Regions from separate parts of the Homo sapiens genome. Here region 2 is linked to region 1. The links are chromatin loops, found by intact Hi-C in ENCODE. Cell type or tissue: IMR-90. All regions are shown on one strand.

What was found. Peaks named below come from ENCODE experiments on the same cell type or tissue, not always from the same donor. Only the 100,000 strongest peaks of a DNase experiment are listed, where the experiment ranks them.
Region 2: it touches region 1 in a loop (2.6-fold over the local background); 3 of 110 quality-filtered maps call a loop at or near these places.

The regions. Positions count from the first base shown.
Region 1 is chr6:127,097,095-127,105,094 of GRCh38, forward strand. All of the region lies in intron 4 of LOC105377989 (a long non-coding RNA gene), which reads right to left. Among named protein-coding and RNA genes, the nearest start is that of RSPO3, 18 kb to the right of the region's middle. In IMR-90, a CTCF peak has its summit at 3,862; a DNase peak (open chromatin) is centred at 5,397; H3K27me3 peaks cover 1,063 bases.
Region 2 is chr6:126,177,555-126,185,554 of GRCh38, forward strand. It overlaps a transcript of TRMT11 not described here. Among named protein-coding and RNA genes, the nearest start is that of CENPW, 160 kb to the right of the region's middle. In IMR-90, no CTCF peak of the experiment used is centred here; a DNase peak (open chromatin) is centred at 3,197; H3K27me3 peaks cover 382 bases.

The sequences.
Region 1 (8,000 bases):
TCTTAGACCTCTCAATGCACAAACTAAGATATTACTTTCATCTAATAATGCAAAGTATTGCTAGCTGTCAATAGAGAGCCCAAAGATGCATAGATAAATATAAATCTATGCAGAAAATCTGTTATTCAGATTTTAGAGTCTATGCAGAAAATCTGTTGGCCAGGGCTGAGCAATCTGGAAGTCTGACTCTAAATACTCCTTTAAATTATTTGTGGCCAGGCGTGGTGGCTCATGCCTGTAATCCCAGCACTTTGGGAGGCCGAGGTGGGTGGATCACCTGAGGTCAGGAGTTTGAGACCAGCCTGGCCAACATGGTGAAACCCCATCTCTACCAAAAATACAAAAAAAAAAAAAAAAAAAAAAAAAATTAACCAGGCCTGGTGGAGGATGCCTGTAATCCCAGCTACTCGGAAGGCTGAGGCAGGAGAATTGCTTGAACCCAGGAGGCGGAGGGTGCAGTGAGTCGAGATTGTGCCACTGCACTCCAGCCTGGGCAGCAAGAGTGAAACTCTGTCTCAAAAATAAATAAATAAATAAATAAATAAATAAATAAATAAATAAATAATTTGTAACAACATCCGAGCTATCTATAGCAGTAAAAATTCTAGTCTACTTTCTTGGTTTTTAGTACTGGGGAGATGCAAAAAGTATCATTTTTGAAATCACAGAAACCATGGTAACATTGGGATTTTTCAACGGAGTGGAGAGAGGAAGAATGGAGGAAGAGTGTGAATCCTTGTGCTGATGAAGAAGATGCATTGGGAGCTTTGCTTTTCTGTGTTTTTGATTTTTAAAAATCTTGACACAAGACTCAACATAAGTATAAAGACAACAAGACAAATTCACCAGTAATAATTCAAATAAGACTTTTAAAGAGAATTTACTATGATTAAGTTCCTTATTTTTTAATATTTTTATTTTTGTGGGCACATTGTAGGTGTATACATAAGTTCCTTATTTCTCTGTCTCTGCATGTGCACCAACACAGCTTTTTTCTTCAAATATTTTTATTTTTTCTAGATTATTATAAATGAAACTTATCTTATTCTTCTCTATGTCAAGAATCTTTAGCAAATTTTCCAAAGTCATTATCTACATGTTTGAGATAATCATTGCAGTTTAGAAATGTACATCTTCCTTCAAAGTCCATATCATTCATCTTTAGAAAAATGTTCAGTTACAATGAAAGATAGTTATTTAATATTTTTCTGTTCCTTTATTTCTCTCTTTGGTATGAACTTCACCCAGAAACATATAAAATATGATGAGCAAAAAACATACACCCAGGTTAAAAACAGCAAAGACTACCAGAAACTTTTTCATGGCTATAAGTATCCCACAGATTACATGAAGAATATTCTTAACGGCATTAATTTTTTTCCCGAAGAATGATCTTGACACTGGCCTTATATGTCTTTGTAGATAAACATAATAGCTATGATATGTTCAGTTTTAGATTGTGAAAATAACTTTAGGCATTAATGTCTCCTTATTTCAGGATATTAGTCTTGAAATATCAACTTGTCAGTTCCAGACTTTAAAAGAAAAAGAAAGGGAAGGAAGAAGGAAGGGAAAAAGGAAGGAAATGATGATGAACAAGGCCCTCCTTTCCAAAAGTTTCAACCCCACCACTTGACATTTATCATCAGAGATTTAAGCCTTTGCAATTACCAAGCGAGGGGATTCCACAGTGTAAGCTAATACTCAAAAGAAATGAAATGGCAGCCGCTTGAAGAAAGAAATACAGAAAAGCTAAAATAGAAGATGAAGAGGATAAACTCCACATGTTACTCTTTCCCCTGGATAAAATTCCATGTGTTGATTAAGGGAAAAGAACAGAGAGAATTAAACCAAATAAATTATGCATTGTGCACCTACTATATAAATGCCTTGTATGACTGTGGGCTGAAAGGAAGAAACAAAAAGTAGAAATTAAAGTAGAAAGATAGGGAGAAGGCATAATAGAAATAAAAGCTACACAGTACCTAAGAGGCTATTGAAGAAAATCCTAACACATACTTGCACTGAATGTGAGAATTTCTAATTGCACACCCAACTCTATTTGGAGATTTGGTCCTTTTGAGATATACAAAGAAATTGGTACCTGATGAGAAAAATGCTGGCTGCTCCTCATCATCAAGAGCTATAGAAGATTAACGGTGTAAAATTGTATGAAAATCTTTAAAAAACATTCACTCAAACTCTGTTTCGGGTAGATACCAACCTAAAAGTTGACAAAGGAAAAAACTGAAGCTGTATGAGTTCTTAAAATTAGTTTGCATGTACAAGTTAGAAAGAAATAATACCAAGCATTTTTCCTCCCTCCCTTCCTAAAAAGAAAATTTGCTAAAAGTGTCTCCTCACAAACATAAGAACTATAAAGTCTGAGGAACTGCAATTGATGGTCTCATTAAAATGAACTACATGTCTATTTAAATAATTTTTCAAAAACTAGATATTTTAAGCAGCATTCTTTTATTGATTTTTGTCAGCAGATTTGTGTTGAATATTTACTATTAGCAAATCCCATTGCTTAAAATGGAGAATGTAAAGTTTAGATCCCTTGATCTCTACACCTACTTAAGGAGTTTGAGTTTCATTGACAAGTAAGACATGTTCCAGAAACAACTATAAGGTAAGGCAGAAAGTGATAGTGCCAAAAGAAAAGTAACAGCAAAATTTGAGTGAAGTTCAGAGAAAGTAGAAATCATTCTTATAGTGTTAAGAAGGGACAAGGAGTGTTTCATGGAGTTCACATCAGCTGAGTTGCGTCTAAAGAGCATGTGAGGTTTCTATAACTGTAAATAGAAGCTCAGTAAACATCAAGTGAAAGAAATAGTGCAATAAAAGGAACAAACGTTTTAAAAAGTACAGGAGATATATGGCAGAAGTACATGTAATCCAGTTGTGCATGATACAAGAATATTTAGAACAAAAGTATATTAAAAACAAAATGCTAGACTTCCAAGATTTTTATTTTTTTTTTGAGATGGAGTTTCACTCTTGTTGCCCAGGCTGGAATGCAATGGCGAGATCTTGGCTCACCACAACCTCTGCCTCCTAGATTCAAGCAATTCTCCTGCCTCAGCTTCCTGAGTAGCTGGGATTACAGGCAGGTATGCCCAGCTAATTTTGTATTTTTAGTAGAGACAGGGTTTCTCCATTTTGGTCAGGCTGGTCTCGAACTCCCAACCTCAGGTGATCTACCTGTCTAGGCCTCCCAAGGTGCTGAGATTACAGGCGTGAGCCATCGCGCCCAGCCCAGACTTCCAAGATTTCTACAGGAGCTACTGGCTCATACCCAGATCTTCAAGATACACTTTTATACAAACCATAAACTTTCTTCTATCGAAATAATATCATAAAACTTAGACCTGAGACCTTCTAGCTCAAAATTCCGTTTTAGTACAATTGAAAAACTGAATTTCAAAGAGGTTAAGAGGTGTTTCCAAGTTCACACAGCTAACTAATGGCATTATTGAGACCCATATTGCAGTTTATTATTCCATTCGGGAAGGAGTAGTTTTTCCTGGCCTGTAAATACTCTTTTACTCCACATCCTACCTTTCACTCTCTCCCTATTCATGCCTAAGTATGCATTGGTTCACATGCTGACCCAAGCAGTCTGTGACCAAGGGAAGGGGTATTTTCTCTGTAAGTGGCTAAATGGTTCACACATGGAATCAGTCTCTACCTTGGCCTCATTAGATCCCGGTTCTAACCAATTCCTGGACTGCATCCTTATTAACTAAGAGGGCCAAAACAGATTGTCACCAAGAAGAGGAAGTTATTTTTAAAAAACCAACAGCACTTGAAATGCATTAAACATAACTTTCTTAGATTTGACTCCCTCTAGAGTATGTTGATGGGAAAGACTTGATCCAGTAAATTCTTTCTCAATACACATTTTAAAATGTGGAGCATTCATGCTACGAAACTATCTGTCCCAACCTCCAAAAAAAAAAAAAAAAAAAAAACTACAAGTTGTCTTAAAAAGAAAAAAAAGAAAAAACAATATTCAGTCTTTATTAATGGACACAGCTAAAATGTTTCTGCTAAGTCAACTACTGATTTGTAACTCCAACTCATTCATCTACTAGTGCCAGGACCAGAGATCTCTAAAGGAAAGTAATTAACTACTGGTTCTGTAATATAAAGTAAAAAAATTCCAAATTTGCAGTAATAGCTTTTTTAGTATGAATCAGATAATGTTTTAATGAATTAGCATTTAATACATGCCATCAAATCAAATAAACCTGTCATGAAACATTTATGTCTACAATTTAAAGTTTACTAACCAAATTCAATGAAATTTGGCCTCTCATGTCTCTGACGAACACATATTCACTTGCAAATATGCAAGTTACATGTTTCTTTATGGCAAGACATACATGTATTAATTTTATATTGCAAAAAAAAGCGCAAAATCAGAGAGTTGCTTAATTCTTCTAAACTCTTAAAACTTGAATACATTTAAGAGTTGTTTTACATGTTTTGCATTTTCAACCTCAGGCAGACTTATTCAACATAACAAAAATGTTCTCAATGTTACACTGAAGCATTCTGTACCATATATTAATTATAATAAAAAATGTTCATGAAATCCCTCATAGGAATAATACTCACTCGAGGATAATCAAGTTACATCAGATCTTTTTTCTCCTTTCCCATTCTTGCAGGGAACCCACATTTTAAAAAACATACGCACATACACATACACACACACACACACACATAATGTTTACCTATAGATCTATTTGTGAGCTCTGATGATCTTCCACTATCTTATGTTGATAGACCCTATTACAGTGTTTAGTACCTACCACTTCAAAATTTAAATAGTTACATAAAGAAACTTGGAAATAATATGGGAAAGAAACCATAAAATCTTAAGTTGAATAACACCTTAACACTTATCTGTATTTATGCAGGAATTCTTCTACTCCATAGGAGAAACACATTTCCTTTTAGACAAAATGACCACTTATATAATTTTCTCTCTGGAATGTTCCTCCCAGTCATGAAAGCTCTTGCTTGGCCTTGGGTCCCCAGCTATTAGTTGATTAGTAAAGTGCTTTGGCTTGTCTACTAATATTAATAATTAACTTGATTGATTAATATACATTAAAGGGGTAGAGGAAAGTCAGCTGGTGGGAACCTCTGAAGGACTGGTTATTTATTTGAACACTATGGTGCATTAAGAGTTCATTTTGACTTCTGTGAATTCTACCAGGCAGATAATTGCTCACCTTCTACAGAACTGAGAAAAAAACCTCCAGTCATGCACAAGTTGCAAAATATCGTGACTAATCCTTATAACGTTGTATTACACAGTTGCATAGTGGCTCCTGATGTCAATTGACCATTTCCCATTCCACAGACAGGACTCACTTGACTTTCTGTTTATTTAAGTGACACTTGTTTGAAATTCTGGGTGCTTCTTATCCCTTTGAGTCACACACTGTGTCTCAGAGCCTCTGGTACTTTTAGCACCTAATTAATTACTAACTCTAGCAAAGTCCTGCTGTTTTGCAACTCTCTGTCTTTGTTGGGAAATCACAACCCCTTGCTAGAATGAGAAGGCAAGAAAATAGTTATCAACCAAATATCCAGTTTGGGTCCATATTACAAAAGCGAATTACCTTAGGGTCTTTTAATTCCTCTAGATATTCAAACTAGAAAGGATAACTTATTGTGTCTCTAAACTTCCTTTAAGTTTAGCATCAAAGGAAATTCAAAAAAATATGTTTTTTAATTGCATTTGCATTCAGCTATTATTCAGAGAAGTTAAATAATCATTAAAGTTTTACAGTGAGAATTGGTAATGAAATACAAAAATAGTCTCTTAGTTCACACTGGCAAGTTTTCTAGGGATAGCACAAAGCACAATGCCCACAGGCATAACAGCACTCTCAACTCCTTTAACACTTACCATCCAAATCTCCCATTTGTCTGTCAACATATCCTCTGCTCCATTGTTACTAATTTTTTTGTGCATATAAGTTCTGACACCTCTGACTCCAAATAAATTTTAAGCACTTCAGAAGCGGAGGCTCTATCCTCTATTTTCTATCTGCAGCACCTAGTAGAGTACTCCGCGTATTTTTTTAAGTAGATATTTAAAACACATGGTATTTCTCCTACTGCAAAATATAAATAAAACTATAAATAATTCTATAAATCAATGCATGGTCTTAAAAAATTCTTGAAATACAACTTAACATAATTTTATGAAAAAGAATTTCTCAAACCAACCCGGTACTCTATATCAAGACAGCAGATACATTGAACAAATGCAATGAGTATGTATTATAATGCATTATAATGTGTTATAATCAATACCAGTATTAGAAACGTGTTATTGACTTTTGTGTTACATTTACCAGTAGAGAGACTACACATTCTCGAAATTGGTATTCCTCAAACTGAGAATCACATAAGCAAAGAAAGAATCCAAAGGACAGCTTCCCACAGTCCTACAGAATACTGACTCATTCCCTTTGTAATGAACCAGAAGACTCTCAGTCAAGTTACCCATTCTGATTTGATCTCTCTCTTCCCCCAAACCATGGTTATCGTCTCTGAAATGTGCCCTTTCAACATCAGTCCTTTCTCAAACAAAGAGATTTACAGTTGTTGGGAATCATTCACTCATCTAAGTGCAGCAGTGGCTCTTGATAGTGACAAAGGGATTCAGGCTGATTTGAGTCCCACCTCCACCTCTGCCCCCACCCTATTGGATATTTTGGAATCTATTTCTCATCTCACATTATTTCTTTCCTTTCCATGTTTGTCTCCCTACTTTGTGACTCCACTGCCTCTTGTCCTTTGGTGAAGGATGTAAGGACACAGGAAAAAATGAGTTCCCACAAGGTCACCAGATGAAAGAAATAGAGCCTGAGTTGCTTGTTAAATATACAGATGAACAGCTTTCTTTTCTGGAAATTATGATTTCTGATTCTATAGGTTCTGAATCTAGACTCTGAAATCTACTTTGTTTACAAGGGATTTGTGAAATTTTTATCTATATGTCATTTTGGGAAAGAGCAGAGCAGTGTGCCCCAACCTTGGGTGCACACTATAATCTCCTGGAGAGTGTTTAAACCACACAGATACCCCAGTCACTAGACTTTCTGACTTAATTGTGTTGAAATTGAGCCTACTCAATAGTCCTGTTAAAAGCTCTTTCATATGATTATATCATGAAGGGTTCTCAAACTTTAATATGCATTCAGTCACCTGGATAAATAATGGTTAAAATGATTGAGTAGATTGTGATTAGCAGGTCCGAGGTGGGGCCTAATGTTCTGCATTTCTTTTTTTTTTTTTTTTTTTGAGACAGAGTTTCACTGTGGTTGCCCAGGCTGGAGCACCATGGCACGATCTCGGCTCACTGCAACCTTTGCCTCCTGGGTTCAAGCAATTCTCCTGCCTCAGCCTCCCGAGTAGCTGGGATTACAGGCATGCGCCACCACTCCTGGCTAATTTTTGTATTTTTTAGTAGAGACGGGGTTTCTCCATGTTGGTCAGGCTGGTCTCGAACTCCTGACCTCAGGTGATCCACCCACCTCGGCCTCCCAAAGTGCTGGGATTACAGGCGTGAGCCACCGCACCCGGCCTGATGTTCTGCATTTCTAACAAGCTCCCAGATGATCTCTGTGCTTCTGCTCTCTGGACTACCTATAAGTAGCAAGGCCTATTGAAGTGAATATTTTGGGGAATGGAGACAGAGCTAAAGCTACTGATCACTCACTCACCCTCCCTCCCCACCACACACACACACACACACACACACACACACACACACACTATTTATGTATTTTAGATTCCAGGGGTGAATAAGATGCACAGCATGGAAGAAAAGGTTGAGAATAACCTGCCAACCTATCTAGAGGGAAGAGCTACTGGTTAAACAAATGTGATAACATGCCACAGTGCCTTGCACAGGGCCTGGAACACGAGGTCTCAGGAAATGCTGCTGAATGTGAAGCTGAACCTTC
Region 2 (8,000 bases), 920 kb before region 1:
TCTTATTGGAGAAAAGAATCCAGCCCTATCAACTCTCCCCACACCACTTAATATATACTTCCCATTTCCTCAGCCTCTAAATGCTGGTAAATTACCATTTTTGGTTTAACCTCTATTCTGTGTTTGCTTTATTATGACTACATAAATACTATACACAGCTGAGCTCAGAAGGGTGCTCTGACCTTTTTTTTCAACTCTTTGCTTTCCTAAATGAAAAATTGCACGATTTTTTCATTAGCTGATTTTTATATTTCTACTACTGATTCATCCCCCAAATCCAAGGTATACAGCCTCTCTCAATGCAAATATAATAAGTGATCCATCAGTTTCATTTTTTTCAAAGTATCCATCCCCTTTCCCTTAAGCCCTCTGGCTGCCTCCTCCCACAACTGGTTGTTCCCTGTGCCTACTGCAAGCTCTGGTCCAGGGTCTTCCCCTTACTATCAAACTGGGGATTCTCTTTAACCCTTTCCATTGTTATATTTTAAAATTTCAAGAGCGATCTTATGTTTTCAGAATACTCTATGTTAAAAAATACATAACATTATTTTCTTATTTCATCAGATGGAATAGTGCTTTTATTTAGCTTTCTAAATTTATTTATTATAGTTTCTTTAAAGTTTTTATGGTAGGCACTGGATGCAACACTCAGATCACCCTTCAAGGAAAGAGTTGTTGCCCAAGATCACCTTCCCTTTTTGAGGTAGCCACACCCAAAGACTGTTCCATGTGAGCTATGAGTGCTTGGCCATCTTGGCCCAATGTGGGAGAGTTCTGAAGGGCTGTTCTAGCCCCAGACACTGAGGCTGAGGCTGTCATGGGACTGGCCTTGCAGCTTGCCTTCTTTGTTAGCCCACCCCTGCTTTTGTCCCCTCCAAAGTGACTCCCTAATAAATATCTTGCATGCTCAAGCCCATTTCAGAGTCTACCTCCCAGGGAAACATAGCTGTGACTATATTCTTCTTCATACAATATATCTGTCTCTTCTAAGTTACTTTTATTCTGTTTATGCATTGTAGACTCTGACTTCTATGCTAGATACTTTCTGTTCTGCCTTATGTGAAAGACAAGTTGATTGAAATCCTAAGTATGTATAGCGCATGTTTCCTTAGGGTCACCATGTAGAAAAACTGAGAAAACCAGCTGTTTATTTGGTGTCTAGGTCTTTTTTCTTGACCCCAGACAGTTTCATCTTTTCTCCTGCTTGGGGAGCATAAACCTGGCTAGCAGCTTTCTGGGATCTAGTCAGGGAAGCGGTTGGGAGTTACATTATCAGTGTAAACATTTTAATTTAATAGTCTAGGTTTTTAGTCTGGAATTTCAGCCCCAATTTCAATTCTGCCCGAAAAACATACTAAACTTCTCTGTTTAGAATTCTTTAGATAATTCTCTTTATTCTTATTGTCTATCAGGGTATATAGGAGGGGTAATTTTAGGATATCTGAAATTGGGAAGTGATTGGAGGAATCTAATTTTTCCTTAAACAAAATTTCAACCAATTACTTCAAAATTAAAGTTATCAGCTCCCCCACCCACCTGCCTCCACTGTGCCTTCAGAGGTATACTATACCTCCCAAACTTGGTCCTTTCTAGGGCTCTGCAGAAGAAATTGTGTCACTTCTTGTGGACCTTCTTCCTTCCTGTGAACGCTTGAGGCTCTCTGCTTTCAATTAAGTGAATTACTGCTTATCTATTCACTCTTCATCTTTCAAGATTTTGTCAATATTGCTCCTCTGCTGTGGTCCCTGCTTCCATTCTCTTTATCTATGTGGGTTCAGATCTTTAAAAATTTCTGTATTGTTATTTAAGTAGAGTTGGAAAGAGCATAGTTATATATACATGCTCTGATTGAACTTGTTTGAACCCATCAGAGTACTCTTACTGTACCAAATCAGCAGCATGTGACAGTGTTGATCCTGTCCTCTTTTTAGAAACATTCCTCACTTGGCTTCCAGGATATCACACTGAACAAAGTTTTTTTTCTACTTTTCTGACTGTTCATTCCCATTGTTTAATCTTTCATTTCCCCAAAGATTAACTTGTCATGAAAAAATCAAAATATGGCATTTCTACCAAATAATATTAACTAAAGTGCAAGAGCAGATAGGATGACAAAACTGAAAGACTACATGTCAGGTTTCACATATAGCGAAGAATAACTATAAGACAGCTCACAAATGAGAGTGAAGTATATACTTTTCAAAGATATTCACTTAGCACTCAAGCAAGTAAAATGATTTTAAACTTTTTCTGTTTTCTGAAATATTGTTATAAGGTTCAAACACCTAAAAAATATGAACACATTTTAACTTACCTCTAATAATTAGGGAAGAAAATTTAAAAACACACAAACTAAATTCATGCTTATTGAATTTTTTTCAATTATAGATTATATCCAACTCTGTCAAACCAGTTTCTATATAAGAAAGGAGAAAAACCTATTTGTAAACTATAATAAATCAATATGCCTGAATCAAATTTCCTTTGTTAGAATAGAATATGCTACGTGATAAAGGACTGAAAAAATAGTTTGGAATGAAAGAAATTGGAAAAAAGATATAACTTTATAGACAAAACTTCAATCATTGTATTTTTTGATCATTGACTCGTGAGGTTATATTTTCAGAAATATTTTATTTGGTCATCTTAGATGATCTACAAAGATTACCTATTGTGAATATGTATTATAATTTTTTAAAAATATACCTGAGTATATTTTATGCCATTCAAATCAGAATTTGTACCAGAGAGCTAAATATTCTGTATAAGTGATAAATACCTTGTCCAAGCCATAGTAATTATTGCCATTAGCCAAGTGAACCTAGTATCACCTTCATTCATTACACAGTCTATCATGTTCTCAGAAAGGACGCAAGGACAATTTAGCAAGGATGTGTAGTTTATCATGTTTATAGCCAGGAGGCCAGGAAAATTTATGCAGGGAAAATTTGGCAAAGAAAATTTAGTGTTAGAGTTATAAACACAGTAATTCCTAACATGTTAGTCCTTAAATGGATTACTGTAAAGAAGGTAGTAAGTTTAGGTCAGAGCTATAACATATAGAAACAAGAATGATTCATATACTTTTAAGACAGTATTCAAATCAATGAGTTACTATCTATTTTTCTTCAACAACTGCTTACGCATGTGGCAATATGAGCCTAAGACAGGTGCTGATGCCTTAGTCACTTGGCCACACAGTTTTGTGGTTTACGAGTCATGGGAATTGCTTGTCTTACTCTGACTGCTAAAGTTCTGTCCTATTGTCTTTTCATGTAATAGCAACATGACTCTGATGACAAAGCCCAACTAATTACACAACTTAATTTAATAGTTTAAAGCGCAAAGGGCATTCCCTGAGCAGTAAAATCTTTTGTTTGGAAATTTTAAAACAAATTATATTTTACTTTATGTTTTATATTTACGTAATAAGTATTTACAAGAACACAATTTTCTCAAGATTTAAACTGCTCATTGTTCCATAAATAGGACACACATTTAGAAAGAGGATTTTTTTTTAAAGGAATATTTTAGTGATTACTTCTGGCTAAAAACATGAAACTCTTTTAGTGCTTGATGTTACTGGAAACTTGCTCTAGATTATTTTTTGAATCTTTGCTGTGAGGTTAAGAATAGAAATGTTTTCACTCCCAATTATTGCTTTGAATTAAGATTTTGTGTCTGGGTGAAATTTTCCTCTGGCTTAATGCATGACCAGGCTGGTAGAAATGTTTCACCTAAATCCTCTTATTTTTGTTAAAACATTCATAATCCCAAACCCTAATAGTTGGAAGTGCATGTGATAATTGTTAGTCCCACTCCTGTCCTCATTTTATAAATTCCCCTGACAACAGCCTTGCTTAAGATTATCACCTAACTTCTGTTTGATTTCTTCCAGTGATAGAGAAGTTTCTGTTCAATTTAGGCCTCTTGGGTCATGTTACCAACTGTTTTTACCCTAATACAGATTCCTACATATCAAAGGGTTTTGTGGGTTGGACCAAGGAGCAAGAAGGCTTTACCTTAAAAGGTCAGGAATGTAAATTGCCCAAGGTGAACTCTGATTTAAAAGAAAAGGGCACCATTGTTCCAGTGGGATTGTGATTATGATAGTTAATAGAAAACATTGTCAGCCATGTTGGCTCTGGGGATGAAGAAGAAGAGGGTGTTTTCCAAGACTGGGATTGATGTTAGTATCCTGTGAGTGTAAAGTGTTCTAATATCTGGCCTGTTTTCAGGAGAGCTGAGGCAACTGAGGCAGCTTACTGAGCCAAAGTTCTTACTAGCCTTATTTCCTTTCCTTTATTAATTCTATTATTTTAATGGCTTTTTGTTAACACTTAGAGGTAAGGAATACAGTTTGCCAAATACATAGCAAGTCATCCTGTCAAAAACAGATATTTCAAGATAAAACTCCTTGGTCTGAAAAGACAGATTCAAAAGAAATTGTAGACAGTTTCTACTATCAATGATTTTACAGACTGATGGAGATAAGACAGGAGATAACAACCTCGTAGATAAAGCATATAAAACATGAAAGCTTTTATAACTTTATAGAATGTAAATATTACGTATTAACATAAACTCTAGAGTGCACAGGTGCATCAAAGCAGAATGGGATTGAGAACCTTTCTACAAAAAGGATGTAAAGAATATGACTTTTCAGGGTTGAGGGAAAGATTTTGGGGAAGGAAGAGGTGCTCTTTAGGAGGTACCGATGGGGGATCCTGTGATAATCAGCATATCCTCGCAAAGCAGAAGGGTTGAAGGGAGTTTGTCTGTGAATAGAGCCTTGCTGACTTGGGTAGCATTTCTTCTTTTTTTCCCACTTCTTGGTGGTCGTTTCTTCAAGAGGATTTGGACTTACCACTCAGGAAGACCTGGTATAGACTGCTTTACTGTGCATCTGGGCTAATGGGGTTTGATTGTTGAAGGCCTTAGTGGTCTCTTTTTGAGGACCCCTTTTTGTCATCTTCCCTTATGGGGTCTGTGCTTGAGATCAGTATGGTAGCCTGACCCCTGACTCCCCCAACCCCACCATGCAGTGTGACCCTTTTCCAGGTGTTTAAGCCTCTTCTCTGGGACACCTTGTACAATACTATACTACATTTCCTCCTGACTTGAGCTTGCAGCCTTCATTCCTGTGCAGGTAGGCAGACAGCTTTAAAGATTTGCTCTTAGAGGGATTATTTTTGGAACTTAGGACTCTGGGGATTTCCTGAGCTGAGAATGACTTTGCCCAGGAAATAATGAATTGAATCATTGTCTGTCTTTTGACCCTCAGATCACCTTTTTTATTTTGCAATCTCTGCCCAGTCACTAGGTATCAGCCTGGCTGCACCCACTGATAATACCTTTGTATGTTTTGTAATTGAAAGGCCAATTTCAGGCCCATTTCAACTGGGGCTGTTGGAACTTCACCTGCCCCCTACAGGGAGGTGAGGTTTGTGAAACTGGGAAACTGGAATAACAAGTGAATTAACACACCCATCCCTCCAACACCACCCACCCACTGCAGGCTTCGTAGACTGATTGATGACATTTCCTAATATAGCAGGGGTAAGATGACTTATTTTGAAAATAGAATTAAAACTTTCCCTTTTTAGGAGCAAGCATCACTTTGGCAACACCATCAACCCCAAGCACATTAGTTCTTGTGGTCAAAACATTAACAGGGTGCTTTGTTAACAAAATGTTCAGGTCATGATAAGGCCAACAAAGGAACTGTAAGACTTTTTATGAGCCGAGTCTTTCCAAATAGCACTCCAAGTTAAAAGTACTGAGAGCAAAAGTTTCTTCTGTAATAAGGCCCAGATGATCTGGGGTGAGAGTTTTCAGGAGTGGGCAGAGGTGTTGGGGTGTTGCATTGACCAAAATAAGCCACCTCATGGAAAGCGGGAAACAATTGGTAGGTCCCCAAAGTGTGCAGCTATCTGAACAGTTGGAGTAAAGGATTTCAGATAGCCTCACTAATTAGCCTACTTGGGCAGTTTAGAAGAGTGGAGGGCCTTTTAAAGAGGTCCCAGGGAGTGCTAAATGCTGGGGGAGTTTATTGCTGTGCGTGTAAGCAATGGTACTGGACAGGGAATTGAAATGAGATCCTGTGATCTGCAGAGCACCTGCTCTGGGAACTCATCTTTATGGAACCTTCCCTGACTCTAAACTCTGATTATTTTCCTACTCTATCAGCTCACCGTTTTTAATAAGAATTATAGATTAACTGTTAGCACTTATAGAGTGCTTCATCTTTTTAAGGCACTGGGGACGATACGTGGGGAAGGAGGGTGGGAGGGAGGGGAAGCTGATGCGAGCAACCTGAGAGAGAGTTACCTCAGCCCTTAGTGCGAGTCGCAGCTCTAGCTGTATGTTGTTAGACTAATCATGAAGCCTTTATGGGATTCTGTCTTGCCATCTGGAAAATGAGATAATTGGATGAGATGTCATTTTGGTCTTGAAAATGACTAATAATAATAGATTATATTTATTAATGCCCTAATATATCTTATTTGGCTTTATAATAATCCTTGAGGTAGGCATAGCACAAAACATGATCTCTGCTTTAAAGAGGAGTAATATGAGACTCAGAACTGTGAAGTGATTACCTTATGAAGCACAGGTAATGCACAGTGCAAACTATGTTAAGAATCCAGGATTTTTGATTTCTAGTTTTTTCTATACCTCTCAAAAATTGTACTTTGATACACTAGAGGTCTTCTTTGAAATAAGTACTTGAAGGCAAGGAGGGTATATTATATGTGTTCTCTAATTCTCCACTGCTTAATAAATATTGGTCACTGACTGGCTAAATAGAAGCTTTGGGACATTAGGTGACAATGTTCTTACTTTGAAGTCCAGAGCATAATCATGGTAACAGTTACAGGTTTTGAACTGCTATACTATGCCAGAAACATTACATATAATACTTCAATTATTGTTATTATTTATTTGAAAGGTGAAGAACCTGAAGCTCAGAATGGCAAATCACACAACCAATATGGTGAAGCTGGGATGCAGACTGAGGCTGCCTGTTTCCCTTGATGGCAATAACTTGCTTGTCTGACCCTTTCTCTCCCCCTGTATCTTTCTCTTGGTGCTTTCTCTTGGTTCCTTCAGACCTTCTTGGGCTCCCTCAACTGAAGGAAAGTAGCTGAGAAAGATTGTAGACCCAGCCAGTGTTGTAGGAGGATTCTGTGGGTTCCAAGAGTAGGGTGAACCTGAACCTGGCTCTCTGTTGTTGTCACTATGGAGGAAAAGTATTTCTTTAAGATGAGAGGCTGCATAGTAACTAGGGTTAAATGCAATCAGAGGCAGCCTGACAAAGAATTTCCTTGTCCAAAAACACGAAACAGGGACAGCAGCTTGTGTGGGATCAAGCAGAAAGGAGTGACAGACCTGGTTTTGTGTTTGCACATTATTAAACAACTTTAAGTATATGTAATATTAACACTGTGGGTCTTTGAGATCATGTCTTTCTTCCTGGTCCACTCAAGTTTGAGGAACATTGTTCTAATTCAAAGAGTAATTCTAATTGTAGATCTTGAAGGTCAAGAGAAAGGAGAAAACATGGTAGGTGAGTAGGGGAGGTATTTGCAGGCAATCCCCTGGAAATAAGTCACATTTTTTCCTTGATTCATATATTTATTTGGTAATGAAGATTTATTTCTAAGTGAAGGATAGAGTCAGTAGGACTAGTATAGATAAGCTGTTTTGGTCAGCAAAGTTTATCTTTACTCCTACAGTCTTCTCCAGGAAGCCATCACAAATCTTTTTGGCACTCTTCATGCTCTTTTTTCAGGGGACTCTTCAGCTTCTAGAATGGTGAGCAATGACCTGGTTAGGAGCCAGGCTTCTTTTGCATGTCCTGGCCCCAGACTATTCTTAACATCCACCTAAAATACATATTGCATATCTTTTGAGCCTGTGTATTCTAAGGAGAGGTCACTTGTTTTATCTTACTGATATGCTTTTCTAATTTTTAAATATTCTCTCATTCATCAATA